Regions from separate parts of the Homo sapiens genome. Here region 2 is linked to region 1. A link is an interaction called in ENCODE POLR2A ChIA-PET data of the cell type or tissue named here. Cell type or tissue: PC-9. All regions are shown on one strand. Region 1 overlaps SGMS1 (sphingomyelin synthase 1). Region 2 overlaps SGMS1 (sphingomyelin synthase 1).

Region 1 (5,000 bases):
GAATGAATAAGACATTAGAAAATTTGGATTTGTGTTTTATAGTTTATTTTCTTTTTGAGTCTCTCTCCCTTGAATTGTTAAAAGTAACCTTTAAATTGTTAATGTGGTAAGTAAAATTAAATAAAATCTAAATGACAGATTGCTTTTAATTCTCCTTGGTTGGAACAAATGTTCAAAGACTATTTAGATAGGAAGCAGACAATAGTTTGTTTTCCTTTGCTTTGATTGGGTATATATTTCAAAAATGACATGTGTAAATTAAACACACACACCTTCTATTTTTGAGGCTTTAGAAGTTGTTCCCCAAGATAAGAAAGAAACACTTTTGACCTGTGAGAGACCATATCTCCTCCAGAACTCATTCAAATAAATTATTTTGTGATTTATTTTAAAATTTAGGTATAATTTATACAATGTACAAATTTGAAGTGAATAGTGAACCAACATCTCTATCATCCCAAAAAGTTCTCTTGTGTCCACTTTCAGTCAGGTGTGCCATCCCAGAGGCAAACACGTGTGCGAGTGTGATTCTATCAGTAGATTTTGCCTCTTTCAGAACTTCAGATATGTAGTTATACTGAGTGTGCTTATGCTCCTGGTGTCTTTTGCTCCACTTGCTGGTGTTTTATAGATTCATACTCTTACTGCATGTATCATGCTATTGAGTAGTATTCTATTGCATGAAGTTATTCACCTATTGATAGACATTTGGATGGTCTACAGTTTTTGGCTGTTATGAATATAACTACTGTGAACATTATTGTATGTCTTTTTGTGTATCGGGGGAAACCAGCCCCTGATATTCGATATGGGTCCTTTTCTATTTTCCCTAAGTGTTGGCCTGTTTGAGAAATACAGGGAAAGAATACAAAAGGGAGAAATTTTAAAGCTGGGTGTCTGGGGGAGACATCACATGTTGGCAGGTTCTGTGATGCCCAGCAAGCCGCAAAACCAGCAAGTTTTTATTAGTGATTTTCAAAAAGGGAGGGAGTGTATGAATAGGGTGTGGGTCACAGAGATCACATGCTTCACAAGGTAATAAAATATCACAAGGCAAATGGAGGCAGGGTGAGATCAGAGGACCGGGGCAAAATTAAAATTGCTAATGAAGTTTCGGGCACGCATTGTCATTGATAACATCTTACCAGGAGACAGGGTTTGAGAGCAGACAACCGGTCTGACCAAAATTGATTAGGTGGGAATTTCCTCATCCTAATAAGCCTGGGAGCACTAGGGGAGATGGGGGCTTATCTCTTCCCTTATCTACAATCGTAAAAGACAGACATTCCCAAAGCAGCCATTTCAGAGGCCTCCCCTTAGAAATGCATTCTCTTTCTCAGGGGTGTTCCTTGCTGAGAAAGAGAATTCAGTGATATTTCTCCTATTTGCTTTTGAAAGAAGAGAAATATGGCTCTGTTCCACCCAGCCCACAGGCAGCCAGCCTTTAAGGTTATCTCCCTTGTTCCCTGAACATCGCTGTTATCCTGTTCTTTTTTCAAGGTGCCCAGATTTCATATTGTTTAAACAATTTGTACAGTTAACACAATCATCACAGGGTCCTGAGGTGACATTCATCCTCAGTTTACGAAGATGACGGGATTAAGAGATTAAAGTAAAGACAGGCGTAGGAAATCACTAGAGTATTGATTGGGGAAGTGATAAGTGTCCATGAAATCTTCACAATTTATGTTCAGAGATTGCAGTAAAGACAGGCGTAAGAAATTATAAAAGTATTAATTTGGGGAACTAATAAATGTCCATGAAATCTTCATAATTTATGTTCTTCTGCCATGGCTTCAGCCAGTCCCTCCATTTGGGGTCCCTGACTTCCCGCAACATTTGTGGACACAAGTTCACAAGTTTTCATGTCTTTTGAGTGTGTTCTTAGAAGTATATTATTGGGTAAGTGTATATTTAATCTTATAAAAAATTTACTTAAAAATTGTCAAACATTTTTCTAAAGGGCTTTATAATTCAGTATGCCCATCAGCAACTTATGAGATGCTCTAATGTACTCCAAGTCTTTGCCAACTCTTGCTTTTTTCAGTATTTTTAAAATTAGCATTCCAGTGCAGGTAAAGTGGTATCTTGTAGATTCCTGTTGTTTCCTTGGTGACTAATGATGTTGAAAATTTTTTCATGTACTTATTGGCCATTCATGTGTCCTCTTTTATGAAGTATCTTGTCAAATCTTTTACTATTTTAACAATTGGGTTGTGTGACTTTTCAAAAATTAAATTATGGTGGTTCTTTATATATTCTGGATACGTGTCTTTGGTCAGATACATGTATGGTGAATTTTTTCCAGTTGGTGGTTGCCTTTTCATTTTCTTAACTTTGTCTTTCAAAAAGCAGTTTTGATATTGATGAAGTCCAACTAGCTAGTTTTTCTTTTATTGGTAGTATTTTGTCTACCTCATCATTGCAAAGCCATTGTTCTACGTTTTCCTAAAATACTTTATAGTTTTAGCTTTTATAATTAGTTGTATGACCTCTCTCAAAGTATTTTTTTTTTAATAAATGGGGTCTTCTTGTGTTGCCCAGGATGGATATGAACTCCTGGGCTCAAGTGATCCTCTTACCTCGGCCTCTTGAGTAGTTGTGATTACAGGTGCACGCAACCACTCTCAGCTCTAAGTAATTTTTGTTATTAGTGTGAGGTAGGAGTCAGGATTCATTTTTCTTTCCCTATGAATATTTATTTGTTTCTGCTCAATTTGTTGAAAAAATTATCCTTACACCCACTGAATTATTTTGACATCTTGGTCAGAAAATCTGTTGGTCGTATATGTGTGTGTCTATTTGTGATCTCTGTTTTGATCCATTGTTCTATTCATCTGTCCTTATGCCAGCACTGTATTTTGTTGAGAATTTCTCCATGTATGTTTTATGAGGGATATAAGTCTGTAGTCTTCTTTTATTATGTTTGTCTGGTTTTTGTATTGAGTTTCTACTGGTATATCCTTTTATTACATGTTTATCTGTGACTTTGTATTTAAAATGCATCTATTTAGGTACCATATAGTTCAGTATCATTTTTTAATGTATTCTGGTGATTTCTGCCTTTTAATTAAATGTTTAGTCTATTTACATTTACTGTATATTGACATGTTAGTTTTAGATCTACCATTTTAAAACTTGTTTCCTATATGTCTTATCCTTTAGACTTTTAAAAAATTCTGTGTCTCTGTTTATTGAATATTTTTAGTATAACATTTACATTTCTCTCAGGTTTTCTTTGCACTACTGTTTTGTAGTTACTCTGCAGATCACAATATTCACCCTTAGTAAAAAATTTTCCTTGAATTAATATGGTATTGCTTCATGTAAAATATAAGAAACCTACAATAATATGGTTTCATTTGCCTCTCCCCATCTGTTGTGCTATTGTCTTTGTACATTTTATATCTATATATGTCACAAACTATATAATACAATATTATACTTTTAATATAGTATGTATTAGTCATATATGTTTTAAATAAATTAAGAAAAAAAGTCTTTTATGTTAACATACAATGTATTATTTCCAAGGTTCCTCATTCCTTTCTATGGGTTTACATCTATATCTGGTATCATTTTGCTTTAGCTTGAAGAGCTTCCTTCAGCATTTCTTATAGTGTGGGTTTACTGGCAACAAATCTCTCATTTTCATTTGTGTGAAAATGTCTTTATTTTTTAAAAGATTTTTTTGTTGTATATAGAATTCTAGGTGGGCATTCAGTCTTTTTTTTCTCCTTCTCTTTAGATGTTGATTATTGTTTTCTGGACACCTGTTTCGAATGAGATGTCTGCCATCATTCCTCTTCTTCTTCTCATATGTTGTCTTTTTTTCTCTGGCTACTTAGAAACTTTTTTGTTGTTGTTGTTATTTTTGGTTTTCATGGTTAGTGTTCTAGCAGACAAAAACCACAAACTTTGGCTCAAATAGAAGAACTGTGTTTAAAATTGAGCCCCGTCACTTAGTAAGTAGGTTAACTTAGGCATGTCACTGTATTTTTCTGAACTTCAGGCTTTTCTTTGGAAAACAGGGATGCCTTATCTACATTAGGGTTGTTGCAAAAGTCAAAGCATCTAAGTGCTAGTCTAGCTATTATTTGTTCTCTCCAGCTGAGAGAGCTGATTGACTGACTTTTCCTATATACATTTATGGAAAAGTAAATATTCTAAACTTATGAGATAAACATGGCTTGTTTTCTATTTTGAAATTTTTGCTCATAGAACACTAAGGAAACCATTCTTATTAAGTGCAGTTTGAATAGTAAAGCAGGAAGCTCAAATTATCTGCATTAAAATAGGCACAGGCAAAGATTTCATGAAGAAGATGCCAAAAGTAGTCTCATCAAAAGCAAAAATTGACAAATGGGATCTAATTAAACTAAAGAGCTTCTGCACAGTTAAAGAAACTATCAGCAGAGTAAACAGATAACCTAAATAATAGGAGAAAATTTTTGCAAGCTATACATTTGACAAAGGTCTAATATCCAGAATCTATAAGGAACTTATACAAATTAAACAAACCCAGCCATCTCATTACTGGGTATATACCCAAAGGAATATAAATTGTTCTATTACAAAGACACATGCACAGGTATGTTCATTGCAGCAGTATTCACAATAGCAAAGACATGGAATCCACCTAAATGCCCATCAGTGATAGACTGGATAAAGAAAATGTGGTACATACATACCATGGAACACTATGCAGCCATCCAAAAGAACAGGATCATGTCCTTTCCAGGGACATGGATGGAGCTGGAGGCCGTTATTCTTAGCAAACTAATGTGGGAACAGAAAACCAAACACTGCATGTTCTCACTTACAAGTGGGAGCTGAATGATGAGAACACGTGGACACATAGAGGTGAACAACACACACTGGGACCTGTCAGAGGGGGGCGGTGGGGGAGGGAGAGCATCAGGAAGAATACCTAATGGATGCTGGGCTTAATACTTGGGTGACGAAATAATCTATGCAACAAACCCCCATGACACAAGTTT
Region 2 (5,000 bases), 90 kb before region 1:
GATGCTAAGTAAATTAAGTGTTAGCATCATGAAATGGGGTAGAGGGCTGAGTACCCCAACATTTTATCTCTGACACCATCCCAGGTGAGTAGTCTTAGCAGTAGGAGGGTTTGAGATTTGGAGGTACAGGCTCCATACTCCAAACTTTCTGGAGAAAAGGTTACTTTGTCCGTTGATCAGAAAGCTACTGTGTGGAAAAAACAAAGGTTTGAACTAAGGATCAAACAAGATCAGTAGAGGGTCCTGGGATATGCATTGATATGTATCAGTCATTCAGTTAGACATGTTAGAGATGCAGACTGGGAAAATTCAGCCAAAGGAGCTTGAGAGAAATGCAAATGCTAAGATGACTCAGTGGGCTGTTTTCCCTGGAAGGCCTGGGGACCAAACAAGAAGCAATGTGTCAACCCTTTGTCTCTCTGTTACTCTACTTCTAAGAGTAACTTCTAAGGAAATGATTAGTGATGTATTCAGAGATTTCACTCTGAGGATGCCTAAATGCTGAACATTGGAAGCAACCCAGATGATGTCCAAAAGGGGATTGAATAAATATAATTCACCTATATGATAGACTATTGCATAATCTTGACAATGATTATAGCATGTTTTTAATGATGACAATGATTATAGCATGTTTTTCATATTTTTCATGTATGAAGAAAAGTATGACATGGGACAAAATGTATGAAAAACATGCTATAATAAACAGATTAAGATTTCAATAAGGAAACTTTGTAAACATGGAGGAGAGACCTGGAAGGGCATTAATCAAAATATTCACTTGGATTATCTTTGAGAAGTGAAATTCTAGGTAGTTTTTCCTCTTAGAGCTTTAGTGCTGTACATAAAATGTTTTCTGTGAGCATGTAGAATTATTTTTGTAATTAAGCAGTTTAATACAGCAATAAAAACATGATTATTAACAGGTGCCTTGTTGACCCTTTACTCCAAATATTCCTGGTAGTTCTAATCATTTAAAATCTCAATAATTATATATTCTATCATTTTAAATCTAAATATTTCTGATAGGTTTATTCCTCAAAAGGAAATGGGTTTTTTTTGTTTGTTTGTTTGTTTCTTTGTTCATTTTTTTGAGACAGGGTCTTGACTGTTTATGCAGTGGCACAATCACAGCTCACTGCAGCCTTGATCTCCTGGGTTCAAGGGATCCTCCCACCTCATTCTCCTGAGTAGCTGAGACTATACGCGTGCACCACCATTTTTGACTAATTTTTGATTTTTGGTAGAGATGGGGTCTTGGTGTGTTGCCCAGGCTGGTCTCAAACTCCTGGGCTCAAGAGATCTTTCGACTTCAGCCTCCCAAAGTGTTAGGATTACAGGCATGAGCACTGTGCCCAGCTGGAAATGAGGATTTTGATTACAAGGAGTGGATATGTGTGGGGGAAGAACTGAAGGATGTGAAGCAAGAAGGGATATCAATATAGTAAAGAAGAAGAATGTATAAAAATGAAATCTAATACAGTAATACTAACTACATTTGTCTAGTTTGAAGCTCTGCCTAGGAAATTCCCACTGAGACGTAATACATTCATGTCTGAGTGGGGTTGGGTAGCAGCCATAAAGGCCAAGCTTGGCCCCTCTCCCCCAAAAGTGGCTGAATCAGAGGTGTGAGAGCATCTCAGACTCTAGAGCTGATGTTCAGAAGAGTCAAGTTTCCATCTTAACACCTAGATCCTGTGGTCATAGAGTGGTATCTGTGAATCAGCCCATTAAGAATTTAAGCTTGGCCTGGCGTGGTGGCTCATGCCTGTAATCCCAGCACTTTGGGAGGCCGAGGCGGGTGGATCACGAAGTCAAGAGATCGAGACCATCCTAGCCAACATGGTGAAACCCCATCTCTACTCAAAATACAAAAATTAGCTAGGTGTGGTGGTGCACCTGTACCTGTAATCCCAGCTACTTGAGAAGCTGAGGCAGGAGAATCGCTTGAACCCGGGAGGCGGAGGTTGCAGTGAGCTGAGATTGCACCACTGCACTCCAGCCTGGTGACAGAGTGAGACTCCATCTCAAAGAAAAAAAAAATAAGCTTGCTTTAAGGAAATACTTGCAGCAGCATTTCTCAGAATAAATTCTGTGCATAGGCATGCTTCATATGAACAGCTAGGGTACAATTAAAAAGACTAGACACTTTTTAAGATGATAGTTGTTGTTGTTGTTGTTTTGAGATGGACTCTCACTTTCTCACCATGCTGGAGTGCAGTGGTGTGATCTTGGCTCACTGCAACCTCTCCCTCCCAGGTTCAAGTGATTCTCCTCCCTCAGGCTCCCGAGTAGCTGGGACTACAGGCACCTGCCACCATGCCGGGCTAATTTTTGTATTTTTAGTAGAGACGGTTTCACCATGTTGGCCAGGCTGGTCTTGAACTCCTGACCTCAGGTGATTCAACCGCCTCGGCCTCCCAGAGTGCTGGGATTACAGGCATGAGTCACCACATCTGGCCAATAGCTATTGTTTTTAATGGAAAAGTTATTCACTTAGCAATGTCTGCATGTCTGATGCCATAAGCTGGAAACTGTTTGAGTTGCTGTGGATACAAAACTAAACAAGAAAGGTGTGAGAACACAGCTATCATTTTGTTAACCTATTTGGTGTATTTTGCCTATTCTTTTTCTATGTGTATATATTTTATATTTTTAAGACTATTTTTGCATCCTGCTGTCCTCATTTAATATCTGAAGCATTTCTGCATGAATATAATTTTTAATGGCTGCATACTATTCAACTATGTGAATATCTCAGTTTTGTAAATCGCTTCCCTGTTGTTGAACGATTGGGTAATTTTGCATCTTAGTAGTGAAAACAGTAATACAAATTTTATCCTCATTTCTAATTATTTCCTTAAGATAGATTCAAACTGGAACTGTGTCAAACAGCATGGGCATATTTAAGGCTCCTGATGGATAATGGTTCCCTGTGTAGGGAAGCATTCATCTCATTTTACTATCAGTAGCATTGAATATTTTAAAGTGCCAATTTAATACAAAATATTGCGTTGGTTCAATTTACATTCCTTTGAATAATAGGTGACATTGAGCCAATGTCCACAATGTCTATTTGTTACATTATTTTTAATGTGCCCAGTACTATATTTTAACTTCTTTTTAGTTATGCAAATGATAGATGAATACATCTCAAAAATTTTAACACTATACAGAGCCCTCTTTGACTGTCTCCTCTCTCTTTCCCTTTCCATCCCTATAAGTACCCACTTTTATCAGTTGAATGTATCTTTGTAGACCTTTTGCTATACTTAAATGTGTGTGTGCAGATAGGTAAATACATAGATGCATAGTTTATTGGGCTTTAAAAACTTACATTCTATATATTTTGGGGATAAATTTATGGTTTTTAACTTTCCTTATTTTTTCTCCTTGAGATATGGTCTTACTGTGTAGACAAGGCTAGACTTGAACTCCTGGGCTCAAGTGATCCTTCTGCCTTAGCCTCCCAAGTAGCTGGGACTATAGGGATGTGCCACCATACCCAACTTCCTTTTTTGGTTTTAACCGGAGCAGAGGATGTCATATTATATGTAACATGGTTCATTTAACCATGTGTTCATTAGCCATTTCTGTTTTTCTTATGTAATTTACATATGCATGTATATAAACTTTATATATTTTTATCTGTTTTTTCCTATTTAAGGCTTAGTGTTTTCCTTATAGATTTATATATGTTCTCTTTCATAATAATAAATTATTATTTATTATTTCCTGAACATAATTAAGAAAAATGTGTGTGTTCACTTACAAATAACCTTTAAAAGGTTCTGAAGAGATAAAGCAAAACATCGTATGTAAACAATTGATGATTCAAATAATGTTAGAGAAAGAAGGTCTGAAACTTCCTATTTCTTATTTTCAAGTTCCTATGTTAAAGCTGATCTGATTACCAAACATTTGTTCACTGATCTTTCAGAGTTTCAAGCTGTATTTCTCAACTTACCAATATTCATGAGTGCTTTTGATTCACTGTGCTGAAAACCAGAACAAAGGAAGGACTGTTATATTAAAGTCAAAAAAGAAAAATTCATCTTAACAGTATTTTGAATTAAGGGGAAAAAAACCCTTTAATCCTGACCTTTGCCAGTTCCATCACAATTAAAACAAAAAAAGTAAACCTAAAATAAAAGAATTTCTTGGGGAAAAAGCTCTCTCTACTTATTTTTCATCATCTTTGTCAAAGATTTCGGTGAGATTGCAATACTTGTATAATAGTGTTTCTGTTTTTAGAAAAGTTATATGGAAACATTAGTCCACTCAAAATAGAAGAGTATTTAAAAATATTCTATGTTTACTCTACATTAGCTCAGCATTTTTTTTCATGAAGATCAATATCTCATCCTTTGGATTTATGCGGTACCTGTCTCATTTATTTGTGAGTTTGTTGTGTATGCCCCACCAGACTCAGAGCTCTTAGAATTCATGCCTTACTATTACTGTTCCTGGCACCTAACTCAGCACTTGGTACCGAGTAACTGCACTTGGTGGATTGCTTACGTGAATTGAAGTAATCACACATTCAAAGAAATCAGCTATCAGTCTATTCTGCAGTCACAGAAAGTCTGGGAAATCCAAACCTGATCCATGTAGCAATAAAAAAAGATGGACCACTTTAGCCTACGGCTAAAGACCTAAAAACTACCTTCCAAATCATGAATTTTGCGGAGGATTGTATAGGCAACTCATAAACCAAAGTCTTTTAGCAATTTTAGGGCTTTAAGAAAAATAATTTGACTTGATGCAAGGTTAACAACAGTAAGTCCTCACTTAATGTCATCGATAGGTTCTTGGAAACTGTCATTCTTAAGAGAAACAACATGTTAAGAAACCAGTTTTCTCATGGGCTAATTGATATAAACAAGAGTTAAGTTCCTATGGCATATTTCTGATGACAAAAACACCACCAAACTTCTAAATAAGGACCAAAACACTTCTAATATTAAAAATTGAGATGGATATGAGCTATACTTATACTT

What was found. ChIA-PET counts read pairs that join two places held together with the same protein. Peaks named below come from ENCODE experiments on the same cell type or tissue, not always from the same donor. Only the 100,000 strongest peaks of a DNase experiment are listed, where the experiment ranks them.
Region 2: POLR2A ChIA-PET joins it to region 1 with 5 read pairs; 4 of 35 experiments call an interaction of 5 or more read pairs at or near these places.

Annotation. Positions count from the first base shown.
Region 1 is chr10:50,442,242-50,447,241 of GRCh38, reverse strand. All of the region lies in intron 5 of SGMS1 (sphingomyelin synthase 1), which reads left to right. Among named protein-coding and RNA genes, the nearest start is that of SGMS1, 180 kb to the left of the region's middle. In PC-9, no CTCF peak of the experiment used is centred here; no DNase peak of the experiment used is centred here.
Region 2 is chr10:50,532,414-50,537,413 of GRCh38, reverse strand. All of the region lies in intron 2 of SGMS1 (sphingomyelin synthase 1), which reads left to right. Among named protein-coding and RNA genes, the nearest start is that of SGMS1, 89 kb to the left of the region's middle. In PC-9, no CTCF peak of the experiment used is centred here; a DNase peak (open chromatin) is centred at 2,503; H3K27ac peaks cover 1,477 bases.